2 separate regions of the Homo sapiens genome follow, and region 1 is linked to region 2. A link is a loop called in an ENCODE intact Hi-C map of the cell type or tissue named here. Cell type or tissue: GM12878. All regions are shown on one strand. Each heading gives the region's core, and the rest is flanking DNA. Links, peaks and the distances in the headings are about the cores only. Region 1 overlaps PIEZO2 (piezo type mechanosensitive ion channel component 2). Region 2 has its middle 34 kb from the start of NAPG.

Region 1 (2,500 bases), core at 1-2,500, 120 kb after region 2:
AGTGGCGCGATCTTGGCTCACTGCAAGCTCCACCTCCTGGGTTCACGCCATTCTCCTGCCTCAGCCTCCCAAGTAGCTGGGACTACAGGTGCCCGCCACCATGCCTGGCTAATTTTTTGTATTTTTAGTAGAGACAGGGTTTCACCATGTTAGCCAGGGTGGTCTCAATCTCCTGGCCTCGTGATCTGCCCGCCTCGGCCTCCCAAAGTGCTGGGATTACAAGCGTGAACCACTGCGCCCGGCCTGTTTTTTTTTTTTTTTTTCTTGATGGAGTCTTGCTGTCGCCCAGGCTGGGGTGCGGTGGTGCAGTCTCAGCTCACTGCAACTTCCACCACCTGGGCTCGAGAGATTCTCATGCCTCAGCCTCTCAAGTAGCTGGGACTACAGGCACACATCACCACACCCGACTAATTTTTTATATTTTTAGTAGTGACAGGGTTTCACCATGTTGGCCAAGCTGGTCTTGAACTCCTGACTTCAAGTGATCCACCTGCCTTGGCCTCCCAAAGTGCTGGGATTACAAGCGTGAGCCACCACATTCAGCCTCCCCTCCCTTTTCAAAGGCATTGTCCCCTTCCTGTCCTGCGCTGCTCCGTTACCCCTTTCCTAGGCCATTCAACTCTTTCTTTTTTATTTTTTGAGATAGTGTCTTGCTCTGCTGCCCTGAGATAGTCTCTTGCTCTGCTACCCAGACCAGAGTGCGGTGTCGTGATCATGGCTCATGGCAGCCGCTGGTAACTCAGCTCCTCACTGTGCTTCCTGCTTGGTGTTCCTGTTGCACTGCATTTCCAATCAGCTTCCTGAAATGTTCTGGAAAGTGGTGCATGGAAGTCATGGTATAAGCAGAATAAGAGTGAGTGGCCTGCACTGTGTGTGCTCGGACCAACATTTTGCCTTTCAGGTTATTGCTCTTGCTTCATAAAGTGTGTTTGTAAAGCCCCTGCAGCCTGTCACATTCAATGTGGAATCACACCCAGGAAGAGTTACTGTTAAGAGCAGCTTATTATTCCACTTCATTCCAGACAGGGGATCAATAATAGTAACTTTTCAGACTAGTACTAACCAGGGCCAGATTCATTCAGACTCCCCAATATCACCTCCCACTTACCTAAATGTCTCAGGAAGTTTTGCCATGGATGATTTCAAAGGCTAATATCCTGAAGTAGCCATTGGTTTAGCATAGGATGGAAGTATATACTTAAGTAGCTGTGATATATTAAAATGAGGCTTCTTATTTCTTTAAAATAAAAAGGTAATTTAAGTCTTTGTTGGCATGCATGCCTCGAGTTATAGGCCAGAACGAGCCTTCCCTCATTGGGAGGCGGGGTGGTGGCTGCAACCACCTCATGACAGTGTGAAAAATGTCACCTGGTGGCTCCAAGGCAGTGAGCTGAAGAACAGAGCAGCTGCCGCTTCTTCCAACAAACACGGTCTTGCATCCGTGCAGATGGTCACACTGGGTGGGATCATTCAGGGGCTTTTGTGATTTGGAAACCCCCTTCCTAAGCACCGTGACCTGTTCGCCCAAGTGAAACGGCGTCTCACTGTCAGTTTCCCGAGCCTTCTGGCAGCTCTTGTACCTAAAGGGCCTTGTCTTCCCATGCTCTCAGCAGAGGAGCTCCCCCATCTTATGGAGAACGCAGGCTGCGGGCACGAGATTGCGCCTTACTGGCCTCTCCTCCTCCTGCCCTTTCTGCAGGATGGTGATGGCTCTTTGCCACAACTGACTCGCTCACTTGTGCCTCTGACTCTACAATCTCCAGACCCCCATCAGAACTTCCTGATATTAGAATTTTTACTATTTTCTTCTGGCTTTTCCTTATCGTCTCCAGAGAGGTCCAAACACTCCCCATTTTGAAATTATCCTCTGGGCTTGCTTCTCTTTTGAACTAATTATCTCTCTGTGCCCTTGTTGGGCTTGATCCCTCCAAGACGCTGCCTCCAGTGAGCTCCTAAGTCCCTGCAGTTGGGTGTCAGCACCCATCCTACCTTTGAAACTCATTGTGCAAAGATCACTAGCAATCTAGCGAATATAAGATTCAACATCTATTCTCAGTATTCACGTATCCCAAACTCTACATATTTGGCTTCTTGAATTTCTCTTCTCTCTCTGGGTCTAAAAATGTGGAAGGAATGAATAGATGAGGATAGAAGAGTAGGATAGAAGGTAAACCAGGAAAGAACCAGTAGCTTAAGCTCCAGAGAGTCAGAGACAAGAGAGGATGGGTGGATCTATTTCAGGTAGCCAGGACAGCATAGGGAGGCACTGAGATATGTGCGTTTGTAAATAGGCAACTCTTTTTAGTTGTTGCTCAACAAACATTTACTGTGTGTCTAGGCTCAGGGTATTAAGTGATTCCTAGGCCATATATGGATGAACAGACACTGAGCTTGCCATCACAGAGCTCATAATAGACAGAAAAAGAGACAACAAGCCCCAATGTGGGAAGTATTAAGGGTTGTTGGGGCCCACAGTGAAAGATGGGGTCTAGACTTGAGG
Region 2 (12,645 bases), core at 5,414-7,913:
CATTTAATTTAGCCAAATAAGAAGAACAAATTTACCTTCTTGGGAGGGCCAGAATGCTGTTGGGACCACGGCACAGTTGGAGCACGAAGACTGAGATGTGTGCCATGAGTGCTAAATTCTTGCAGGAGATTCTGTGCATACTTAGGTGAGCATGGTCGGCCTTCTTTTTTACTTTAGTTTTTGTACCATGTCAGTGGGGGACACCAGGACTGTGCCTTTCAGCTTGGAGTTCAGTTTCACAAAGCAGTAGACCATGGCATTTTAAAGTCTTTGTCTTTGGGTTTATTATTATGGTTTTTTGTAACCTATTTTAACATTCTGTAGTGGGATTTGGATGGAAAGAATTCTGCACCTACAATCAGGTTGAAAGTACTATCTTCCCCTACTTGATTTGGATTGAAGTATCTATTATTGTTCAGTTGGTTCCCGTGTCTTTTCATGTTTCATGCATTTTAGGTCACGATTTAGTGGTCATATTGATAAATTCATAATTCAGTAGGCTTTATATTGATAAATTTAATGGACCAACCACCACTATAGATAAGATGGTCTTATTACCGGGAAGCTATGACTTCATAAAAAGTTGAATGGTCAGGAAGGACTGTGTTATGCTGCAGTAATAACCCTCAGATCTCTGGTTTAACATGACGAAGGCTCATTTCCATTCGTGCCACATGTCCACCACAGGTCAGCTCTGCCCCATGTCTGCTGCTCTCAGGGCAGAACAAGGGACCACAGATCCCGGTGATAGGAGAAAGGAACTCAAGATGGTCTTGTACCAGCAATGTGCTGCTCATCCCAGAAGTGAGACACCTGACCTACATTCGTTCACCAAATCATAAAGGGGCCAGAGCCTTTGGGCGCCTGTGGGGCAGAGGGAGAGGAGAACCAGCTATGCTAGGGATGATACAATCTACTTACATCTTAAAGCATTTGAGGTCAATCAGAAGTTATTTTTTATTAACTTTTCCTAATTCTCATTATAGGACTTTAGTAGAAAACAATATAGGCAATCATACAGCAGTCGCTGTTACGTTGTTACACACATTCCGGGTGGCTTCACCATATTATTACATGTAGCCCTGACAGTCATTCTCTTATCCCCATTTTTCAGGTGAGTAAACAAACTCAGAGGAATTAATTTACTCTGAATGTTTCTGATGTTAATATTCCTAATAGGAGATACTGTTTGAACTGGCTTCTTGGTTTTCTGTCATTTATGTTAAATGAAAAACAACAGTAGGCCAAATTGGAGGTTGAGCTTTTAATTTGATTTTTAAATAGGAATGTGAGCATTTGGTTGTTAAAAACTAAGCAGCGTGGTTCAGACTGGCTGGTTTCCTAGATCAGATGCTATGGCTTTCATCCTGTGGTAATCTCAGGTCTCAGATTTTCCTGCACTAAGGAGTTGGAACATCCAGGAAGATTGAAATCAGGGTCTCTGTCATAGAGATTTCTTTCTCCCTTTGCTTTTTCATGTCTCATACTTAACATTTTTCCATCAGATCTCAACATTTATCTTAATTCTGATCCAAGTAGTAAACCATACCGTGGGGAACATCAGATGCAGGGCCTGGCTGGCTGGGGAGCATCCTTGCAGAAGCGGCATCGGTAAGTGAAGGTTCAGGGCCTGAGCATGTAAAGGACAGCCCAGGATTTGGACATCACTTGACTCTTACTAAAGAAGTTCTTCCTTTTCCCCATGTGTAAGAATATGAACCTGGGTTAAGGCACCTTTTGTTGTAAACTATTCTAATATCTCTTAAAAAGCACGTTGGGCTTTCCTGTTGGGATTCTTTGAAGCCGATGGCAGTGGTATTGTGTGGTGCTGGAGAGTGTGGCTCTGAGCAAGTCTGCCTGCCTTGGATTCCTAACTGGGACCGCACAGCAGGCTGTGGGGTCCAGGCAGGCTGGCTTCCTCACCTGATAACCTGGGGACAACGGTACTTGCTGACAGGGCAGTTGTGGGGTTAGAGTTCACAGGTGCAAAGCTCTTGTAAAGAGTGATTTAAAAATGGTAGACAATAAACATTAGGATGATGGCTGAGAGAGTGAACTTAGTTCCTGTTCTGACAGTCAAACTTTCCTGATAACCAGTGCAATGCATTTCAGACTAAAGCCTAAGTCATTTTAGCAGACTTCATTTGGTTTTCAACATGGCCTGATGGTGGCTGAGGACAGTCTGTGAGGAGCTATCCTGTCCCCATGCCTGGGCACTCCCCAGTTGGCCACAGGATCTGCCTGTCTAGGTCCCTGCCTAGAGGCCGTTTTGCAGATTTTTGTCTGGGTCCTTCCCCACTCGGGGATGTTGCCTCGAGGCTGACATCTGCTATGCCCTAGCTTCCTCACCGGATAACCTGGGGACAACGGTACCTGCTGACAGGGCAGTTGTGGGGTTAGAGTTCACAGGTGCAAAGCTCTTGTAAAGAGCGATTGAAAAACAGTACACAATGGCCAGGTGTGGTGGCTCACGCCTGTAATCCCAGCACTTTCGGAGGCTGAGGTGGGCGGATCACGAGGTCAGGAGTTCAAGACCAGCCTGGCCAACATAATGAAACCCCATCTCTACTAAAAATACAAAAAATTAGCCAGGCGTGGTGGCAGGTGCCTGTAATCCCAGCTACTTGGGAGGCTGAGGTAGGAGAATCGCTTGAACCAGGAGGTGGAGGTTGCAGTGAACCAAGACCGTGCCATTGCCCTCTAGCCCGGGCGACGGTGCAAGAGTCTGTCTCACCAAAAAAAAAAGTATACGATAAACATCAAGACTGTCCTCAGCTACTCTACCTGTAATCGCCTCCCTCCACCCCAGATTGCTCTTGCTCTTGTTTGATTTGACTTTATAGCACTCCCCGGCTCTGGAAGTTGTGCTGTGTGTTGATGTTTTCGTTGTGTGTCTCCCCCATTAAAATGTGCTCCACGAGAGCCATGGCACCCTTTCTCCCTCTTCCTAGAACAGTGCTTGGCACATATTACACTTTCAATAACTGTTAATAACTACATGAGCAAAAGCACTCAGCAAATGCTATTCTGTTTTGATTGAAATTGGCAGGCCTTTAGTAATGTGGTTCCCACTCATTTCTACTCACCAATACTTACCCAACACTTTTAAAAACAAATAGACGCCATGCTACTCAGTTCATGAAGAATTTTATTTAACTTACGGGATTCTTTGTTTTCCCCAGCCCTCCATGCCTACTTTAGAGACTGAACATACCCTACTAGATAGTAGGCCAAGGCACATTCAGGATTTCAACATGTGCTTTGAGAAATACGTAAGCACATGGAAATGCTTTCAGCTACCTGCCTCTCAGGGCCCAGCATGGATCTCTTCCATGATTCTTGGGTGCCACCTTTTCCAAATCTCAGAGCCAAACCAAAAGCTTTTATTGCCTGAAGCTAAGATGAGATTTGGCAGTGATTTCACAGGAATGATACGTGAGGTGGGCAGTGATTGGGAAAGAAGAAATTAGAAACAAAATTGGTCTGAACGGCCCTGTTCAAATATTTGAACCTATACACAGAAATCTTGCTTCTCCTCTTTACTGAAAGTACTTCCGTAGCCCTTTCTAGAGGTTGGGCTTTACAGTTCAAGAAGTGGAACAATCTACACCTTACATGATTTGCACCGAAGACCTTGACGGGGACAGTCAGCACTTCAGTGGCTTATCACATAGACTGCTTGTTGGATCCTATCTTTGAAAGGGTTGTGTTAAAAATTGAACTCATGTTTCATTTTTTAAGTGTGATTTAGGTTCAGTCCTAAATAAAACAATGATATGTGCTTAGTTCTGCAATAACAAAGTCAAGTGTCCTTAGCTGAAGGACCACAAAACCACCATTGCACCTATGATTCAGGCCCATAAGTGAAGGACGGTCTTGCGCCCTAGCATTGTGACCCTGTCAGTCTTTGGGATGCTTTTGGTCATAGATAATTGAGAACAAACCTATTTGGAACATCTCATTCTCTTGTTCATGTCTCTGGAGGCTTCATTCTCCAGAATGGGAAGCAAATCCCCTAGCCAGCCCGAATGCCTCTCTTCCAGGATCTATACAGGAGAAAGACCAGAATTTTCCAAGCACCTGGCCTTTTTTTCTGAGTGCTTGTATGTTTCTATCATTGACCTAAATGATAGGATGAAATTAGAAGTGACACCAACAAAGTTTTGGTTTATGATGAAAGAGCACTTGTTAGTACTGAAGGACTGAGTGCGCCCCCACCACCATTCCTATTTTCAGAGCTGAGCATCATCTTAAATAATGTAATGCTATGATCCTAACTGATTGATTCTCTTGACAAAAAGAGTGAGTTAATGTATCCCTATTATCAGAGAAGAGAGTGGACAGTACAAGAAGAGGAAGTGAGTGGGGCAAAGGTGTTAGCATAGTCCCACTGAGACACATGAGGCTCCTCACACCTCAGTCCTTGTTCTTGCGGTGAGCATGGGCTGAGAGTCTCCATATGGACAGAGTGGCAAGCTGTGACCTCTGGCCCACAGGGACTCACTGGCCACCAGACCCTGGCTCTGTCCCCATCCTCTCAGCTCCTTACCTCCTCCATGTGCCTTGTAGACAGCTACAGGAGAGACAGAAAATTCACAGGCACAGATTGCTCTGATGGTCACCAGAAATTCCAGTGAGAATAGGGACAGGATGACAGAAGTTACTTGACAAGTGGAAATCAGCGTGGCCCAGGCATCTGGAGGGAGTTCCCTGACATCTCTGAGCTGCACAGCCACCTGGTCCAGGACATGCACGTACATGTTCCCCAAGTGAGCTAGAATGGTAGGGGTGCCAAAAGTTTCCAGAAGCTGCTGGTAATCCATCCTGGTCCGGGTGACTCCAGCCGGCAGTGACCCTGGAGTTAGGGGGTGCTCTACAGCCAGGCTGGCTACATGATTTGCAGGGCCCAGTGCAAAATGAACATGCAGGAAATGCAGAGACCTCCCTCTGCAGTCACTCTGTTGACCTGCCATGGTGTTTTTCGTTTGCTATTCCATGTCTTGCTTCAGGAACAGACCTGCGTGGGTGTGTGGACCCATGCCTTGTGACGTGGCACAAGGTGTGCATCCAGCCCAACCCTCCCTGTGCCCATCTCTGATGGGGAGTGCAGCTGCACTTTCTGGGCAGGGTCGGGGAGTGGGCTGCCAATGGCCCATTATTGGATGGACCCTGCAGGAGGATGCAGCCTCCACTGTCCCATCAGACTTAGCTTACAAAACATAAATTCTAAGATAGTTGTTGAGAACTTCAAGACATCCCCACGTGCAGGGCCTTCAGAGTGTGGGCCTTGTACATTTGCACTGGCCACCTGCCTGTGGAGCTACCGGGACTCCAGCACAAGGTGTCTGAGCCAGACTTCAGCATGTGGAAGCCAGGTGTCAGGGGCTTCAGGTGAGGCATGAATGGCCCCCTCTGGCATGCAGCTTTCATGTCTAGATGTGCACCTGGGAGCCCCTTGCACCCCTGACCCTGGCTTTTATTCCATCCTGGAGGAGTTTGCCATGGGCTGTGAGGATCTTAGATCCAAGGTCCACCCTGGGAGGGTGGCAAGGGTTCTCACAGGCCACGCAGTCATTTGCTGAGGCCTTTGAGGTTCTTTACTGAGGAATCAACAGAGGCAGATAACATTTCCTATGCTGACACGGGTCCCTTGTCACAGTTGAGCGTGCTTGAATTATTAAGCTCAGAGATTCCCCCTGGGAGTGAGGGGAGGACACCATTGTGGGGAGCAGGGGGAGGCTTAAGGAAGCCCAGGATGTTCTCAGGCTGCAGTAGCAAACCCTGAGACCCCATAAGAGTGCATAGGAAAGGCTGCTGAAGTTAGAGCCCAAGTTCATCCAGACATCTCTGACTCGCCTCTGAGCAGCTGTGACCTGGCGTGCCTGTGTCCACAGGCTTCCTTGTTCAGCCCTTGCTCTCTAAAGTACAGGGCATGTTTGGCTTGGTGACGACGCCACAGGCTGTCCATGTTGCCCTCTTGAAATGCCCCCTCACCCTGCCCCTCCCCAGCCTAGGCTGTGTGTCCAGCAGCAGCCATGAGCCCCCTGCTTACAGACGGAATGAAGGAAACAGGGCAGAGAGGGCACATTGCAAGTCTGTGGAGAAGCAGCCACAAGGGGTGCGACATGAGTAGATCACAGAACAGAAGGGAAACAGAGAGTGAGGGAAGGTGAGATGGAGGGAAGCCAGCAGCCCACGTGAGAAACGGGCAGGGAGGGAGGGAAGATGGTGGAACCCAGTTAGGTCTGTCCCGAAGCCTTGAGGGGGCTTTCCTGGGAGGGAGCTTAGCCGGGGCGTCCCCTGGGAGGTGCTTGTGCCTGGTGAGCTCTCGGGGCGGTGAGGCCCTCTCGTTGTCAGGGTCTTCTCCAGAGCGCTTCCCTGGCATCGGAGCTTATAACCACCTCATGCTGCCTTCCACTAGCAAACGTTTTTGGAATGGAACGAACACGTTTATTTGCAATTTATTCCCCGCCTTCCCTCTGTTTTTGGCATAAGAAACAATTCAGGTTTATCAAGGAGAGTCCAGGGTCAGAATTTTTCTAACCACCAGGTGGCGCAGAGCAAGCTTACAGATTCCAGAGCAGGGAGAAAGCTGGTCCTGACTAAAGCACCAGGGCCCACTGCGACCAAGACTTTACGCGGACCAATCCCAAGCCTACTACCCTACCGACAGAGAGTGAGGATAAATTATAGAATTGGTGCATAGGATTTGCGCTTACCGATCAGATGAAAACTTGCAGCCAGGGTGTGTTCTTTGAAGTACACATGCATGTACACAGACACTCGGCGTGCAAATGCTTATTCTATTCACCCCTTGTCCCTTTCCTGGCCCTGAGCCGTGACAAAATGACATGGTGGATAACAGCTGTTCTGAGTGTGGCTGAGGCTCTGTCCTGGGCACTGCTTCTCTAGGGCGGTTCTCTGTGTGGTCTGTTCTTTCACTGCCCATCATTGAGCATCCCTGGCCCTACTCAGGAAATACTCATGGCATCCCTCAAGAACCATGATAAGCCAAAAATGTCCTCACACGTGTGCAGGGGCTGCACCCTGGGTTGGGGTATTGTCCCCTCCTGGGAACCACAGACAGATTTGAAAATGCAAGATCCCTCTTTTTCACCCCTCTGCCGTAAACACTTAGGAAATGTCTGCACACACCATCATAGATCTGCGCTGTCCTATGGGATAGCCAGCTGTTAGGATTTCAGTTAATTAAAATGAAAAATAAAATACAGTTCCCTTCTTTGGTCACACTAGCCATATTTCAAATGCTCCATAGCGCCATGTGGCTACTGGCTACCATTTTGGACAGTGCACACATACACAGAAGGCATCTCTATCACTGCAGAAAGTTCTATTGGATAGCCCTGGTCTGGAATATTCTTTTGAGGCACATCTAAGCACTGTTTTAGCCCCAAGCCACAGAACCCTGCATTAGAGGACCCAGTGCAGGAGTGTCTGACAAACCAACCCTGGCAATTTAGCAGCCACAGCACTCAGAGGACCCCTTCCCCCCACAGGTCATGTAGGATGGAGGTCTGCTCTGAAGCTCTGGAAGCAGCTCTTACCGGTCACCCCTCATTTGTCTGCCTCTCTCTGAGTCCTGGAATCCTACACAGGCTACATCAGGGTGTGTATTGTCTGGGCCCCCAAGCAACCTGTCATCTTTTTTGTCTGACTGACTGGATTTATTCTCTCCTCCTTGAAAGTTCACAATGTCACCGAAAGACAAAGTCCTTGGCTCTTTTTTCCCTTTCCAACTAGATTATTGGAGTAGAGGAAGGTTTTCCTAGTTTAGCTTCCCAGAGACATTCAAAAGTTTCTGATAGGAATACCCGCTACTGGCCGGGCGCGGTGGCTCACACCTGTAATCCCAGCACTTTGGGAGGCCGAGGCGGGCAGATCAAGAGGTCAGAAGATCGAGACCATCCTGGCTAACACAGTGAAACCCCGTCTCTACTAAAAATACGAAAAAATTAGCCAGGCATAGTGGCGGGCACCTGTAGTCCCAGCTACTCAGGAGGCTGAGGCAGGAGAATGGTGTGAACCCGGGAGGCGGAACTTGCAGTGAGCTGAGGTCACGCCACTGCATTCCAGCCTGGGTGACAGAGCCAGACTCCGTCTTAAAAAAAAAAAGAAAAAGAAAAATACCCCCTGCCCTACCCTACCCTCCTCTGAGTTACACAGAGATCGTTAGGCAGTAAGTGCTTGGAAGCAGGGAGGCATGAAGGTTCCTCAGTAAAACACTGTGGGAGTTGCCTTCAGGATATCCACCACCCTGCCCAGACAGGCTTTGCTGCTCCCAGTAACAATGATATGTAAGCGATTAGTGCACAGAGAAAGAGCGAGAGGGGGAGATGGATTTGCACTAGAAGCTCCACAGGTGAAGGTATGAGCCTTCTGAAGAATCGAGGGCCCACCCAGTACTTTTTTCATCTCAACTGTTTGTTTCTTAACTCTTTCCAGCATGCGGCATTTCTCAGAGTGAGTCACAGATGGTTATTCTGAAGAGATGCTCCTTGAAAAAAATTCCAAAAAAAAAAAAAAAACCCAGCTGAAAATGTTTAAGAAACTCTATGTAATATTTTCTGGAACTACATGCCACAGCCTATTAAAGGTTTTGAGAAGTGCTATAGACAAGAAAGCCCTTGAATATTGTTTGACTCAGCACGTCTGTAACACACTGGACTGTAGTGACCTCTCAGAAAACATCCACTCACACTCTGTGGACGAAATCCCAGGAATACACAACCATGATATACTACCCGCAGGTTGTCCACCCCACACCTCAAAGGCAGTGATGTGAAGGTTTTCTGAGTTCAAGCTTCTGCTGCACAGCAGCACTGAGCTCTTGCCTGCCCGAGAGAAGGAATTTTTACCATGGTGAGAAATAGCCATTTCATAACCCTCATAGCGCTAGTGAGAAAAGATATCTTATTATCATTGGCAACCACAACTGCACTGGCAGCCACACAGCACTTTACAGTTTACAGAGGGCATCGTTAGTTTTCAATGCCTAACAACCCTGGGCAATAGGAAGACCATTATCAGGGTAGGATCATTTCCACAAATTTAAGAAATTTACCCTAAATCATTGAGTTGGTGGAGTAGAAATTCACAATGAAATCTTTTGCTTCTAAGTCCCTGGTGTTTTTCTCTATCAAGTGTGATCCAGGGTGGCGTTTGCTGCCAGGGGCTTCTTCCAGCCACATGCTGTAGTTCTGCTCCCTAGACCTAGGGTAAAAGTCTACTTCTGTTGCTGTTGTTAAGGCCCAGGACTTGGAATTAATAGACAAGGATTCCAATTCCAGGTGTGATATCAGAAAACCCATAAACCCCTCTACACTAGCTTCCTCTTTGGTGATCATTCCTCTTCGGTGATCGTTCCTGCTTAGCATGGTTGTCAGGATGTGCTAAGACGGAAGAGAATAGAACACGATTTACGCTTCAAGGAGCTTAAGGACCCCAAATGAGCTGATCCACCCTTGACAGGCAGCGTAGTCCAGTGGTTACCGGAGAGGACTCTGGAGGCGCCCTGCAGGGGTCAATGCCAGTGCCCCGGGCCACATGACCTTGGGCAAGTGACTTTCCCTCTCTGGGCCTCTGTTTCTCCACCTTTACATGGGGTTCTTTGGAGTCCTCACAGCTGAGTTGTTGGAGAATTGAATGAGGAAACATATGCAAGCCACTTAGAATGATGCCTGGCACACGTTTGGGAAGTCACTTTAGAAGGGCCTTTCTGGGAAGGATGTAGAAGGTGAACCCAACAACCCTGACGTGGTCAAGTCCATTTGCCAGGCTGAGGCTGGGTGGTGGCTTGGCAGCTTCTGGACGGCAGGGAACCGGTTTATGGACAGGCTGGCACTGCTCTTTCAGTTTTATGTTTCAAATTCCGAATTTCCAAAGGAAAACATCTGGTCTCTCAAAGGAACCAATGAAGGTGAAACGGCTGGCATTTATCCCAGGTGACGGTGGCAAGAGTACAAATCTGAAGTCTGACTGCATTGCCTCTGACTCAGCAGACCTGTCCTCAGCCCAGAAAATGCCATGTCCTCGCTGGGCTCAGCTCAGCATCCCTGAGGGTGAAATCCACCCCTTTTCTATGCTTGGTCCAAGCGTCTATGTGTGGTGTGCCCTGCCCTGGGCCCTGGCTCTTGGCCTCAGGCCGTGATTGCATTTCCACCGCCAGGAAGGAAGACCTGTGCTCTCGTGTGAGGACCAGCTGGCATGTACTTAGCGTAGACACAGGATCTATCAGGGCAGGGCTCGCAGAGCAGAGCAGAACAGGGGGCGTCTGCTCACCCTCCCAAAGGTATCGGTCCCATCCTGGCTCACCTCATCCCTTTTTTGGGGGCCCCTTCTCCTCTTCCAGACTTTTTAAATAGGGGTTGGGGCTCCCCCTTTCTCTCTTTTCTCTCTTTGTGGACACAGTACTTCCTGTGGGTAATTTTTCTGATGATTCTTGAATTTCAGCCTCTGCACCAGATCCGCCTCCTGAGTCACGCCAGGCCAGGGTACAGGGTCCCTGGGTTCTCACAGGCTCCATCTTACCTGGGAAACTCTATCCTCCCTTCACCTACTTTGGGGATGACCACAACACAGACGGCTCAGGTCTTGGGGGCAGCACTGAAGGGGGATGGGGAGACACCTTCTTTCAGGTGTTTTCTCCACAGCAGCCTGGCTCTCAGCCCATCTCCACCCACCCAGGGGTGCTGGCCCATGGCAAGCACAGGGATGCCTGACACTGTCATCGGCCCCCAGGATGCACCCCAGGGCTTGGATGGGAAGTGGGATACAAGATGTTCATAGTTCACCATCAGGGGCTATAGTCTGGGGGCTGGAGGGACTGGCATTGACTTGATGGTCATCAGAGACCTGGACCTCAGTTCCAGGGGCCCTGACCCACCTGCCTTTCAAGGGACCCTAGCTCCCAGGCTCTGTTTCTCCCTACACCTGCTTTTAGCCCCAGTTTTTCATGGCTTTAATTTTTCAACTCTGGGTTGGTGCTTTTTCAATCCCTATCTTCAGCCATGACTCTTCTAAAATTTCAGCCCCACCCAGTTGTTTATTATCTCGTTGACGTGAAGCTCCATGAACCCAACTCCCTCCTCCCATTCCTCTACCTCCTACTTAATTCCCTTCATGTTGTGTTTGGTTCTTCCAATCCTTCCTTGTCCCAATGATCAAGTCTTGATTGTTGTCACCATCTCTGTCATTGTGAAAATATCATTTTTATCATGGTTACCATAGGCTTGACTGATAGGAATTGAGCACATCAATACACTTTTTTTTTGGTTTTTTTTTTTTTTTGGAACAAGACACCCTGCTGAAATCCAGCCTTGTGGCCAGGAGGATGTGGCTGTCGGTGAGGAGGCCCTGAGTCTGGGCTCTCATGCCGGTGCCCGCTGTCTCATCTCTTTACATTACTCCATGTGCTTTTCTCAAACCACTCCCTGCCTTTGGCCCCACAGCACCCTAGCTGTGCGTCCGCCTGGCTCCCTCTGCCCCGCCCCTCATGTCCACACACCCCAGCCCTCCCACTGGAAAGGTCAGGTTCGAGTGCCCCTTCCAGCCCCTCCTGCCATGTCATCTCCAGTTCATTCCACCCCGCTCACTGGGTGCCAAGCCCACTGTGACCACTGGAAACAGGGACCCATCTGCCTGTCACTTTAACCACCATGACCCCTGGAAACAGGGGCCCATCTCTCTGTCATTTTAACCACCGCGACCCCCAGAAACAGGGACCCATCTGCCTGTCACTTTTGTCTGGACTGTGCTTGTTTCAGGTGCTTGTATTAACTCCCCTCCCAAGTTCTAACCCCTTGTGACCCAGCAAACTCCTTCTAATAAAGTGAGCTCAGACATCTGCTACTGGCTGAACAAAGGGAAGTAGGCAGATTCCCTGATGTTCTCAGGCAAGCAGTGGAGGTGGAAGCTCAGAAGCAAGGCTGCCCACGCGTCCCGCTTCCCGCGGTCTGGACAGCTGGCTGAAAGTGGTGTGAACACAGCTATGTGTGAGCCAAAAGTTCTGTAAATGAGGGAGTTTCACCCTTTAAAGAAATTGTTCATGAAGAAAAGAGTCAACTTCATTTGTCTTTGGTTTAAATCTTGGCCTTACATTAAAGTGAGGTTCAAATATATTTTCAAATCTTCTCATATTCACTCCTGTGCGCATGTTCTTCACATGAGTTTGTGTGTGACTGTGTATAAGCACATGCATACATAGCTCCTAGCTGCATCAGAAAGACAACAAAAACAAAAACTGTCCCACGCAGTTTTTATTTATTTTTTTTTAGGAACACGTCTAGAGTCCTTCCTATGTGCTAGGCACTCCCCGAAGTGCTTTTGCAGGTATTAACTCATTTAACCTTTGTAAGGATCTTACGAAGTACATACTGTTACTACATTTGATTGGTAAATGAGGAAACTAAGGTACAATAATCTTTCTGTTAACCAATTCATTACTCATTCATTGGTTAACTTTGACTCACCTCGATCCATATTCTGACTCCCAAAACATCAGGAACACTGTTCATGTGTAAGTCATGGAAGAGCAGGACTGCCTTCAGACAGGGCATAAACACAACTTCATTGACTTTCCTGGGTAAAGATTGAAGGCTCATCACCATTACAATTTCCATTACTTAG

What was found. A loop is a pair of places that touch in the nucleus more often than their neighbours do. Peaks named below come from ENCODE experiments on the same cell type or tissue, not always from the same donor. Only the 100,000 strongest peaks of a DNase experiment are listed, where the experiment ranks them.
Region 1: it touches region 2 in a loop (2.7-fold over the local background); 8 of 110 quality-filtered maps call a loop at or near these places.

Annotation. Positions count from the first base shown.
Region 1 is chr18:10,684,221-10,686,720 of GRCh38, forward strand. The region is part of intron 49 of PIEZO2 (piezo type mechanosensitive ion channel component 2); the gene reads right to left. Among named protein-coding and RNA genes, the nearest start is that of LINC01887, 59 kb to the left of the region's middle. RefSeq lists an enhancer at 1,547-1,616. In GM12878, for the core only: no CTCF peak of the experiment used is centred there; a DNase peak (open chromatin) is centred at 1,491; H3K27ac peaks cover 1,753 bases.
Region 2 is chr18:10,554,088-10,566,732 of GRCh38, forward strand. No RefSeq gene overlaps it. Among named protein-coding and RNA genes, the nearest start is that of NAPG, 34 kb to the left of the region's middle. RefSeq lists enhancers at 5,915-5,974, 6,327-6,829 and a silencer at 6,405-6,699. In GM12878, for the core only: a CTCF peak has its summit at 6,547 (motif pointing right); DNase peaks (open chromatin) are centred at 6,284 and 6,554; H3K4me3 peaks cover 607 bases; H3K27ac peaks cover 800 bases.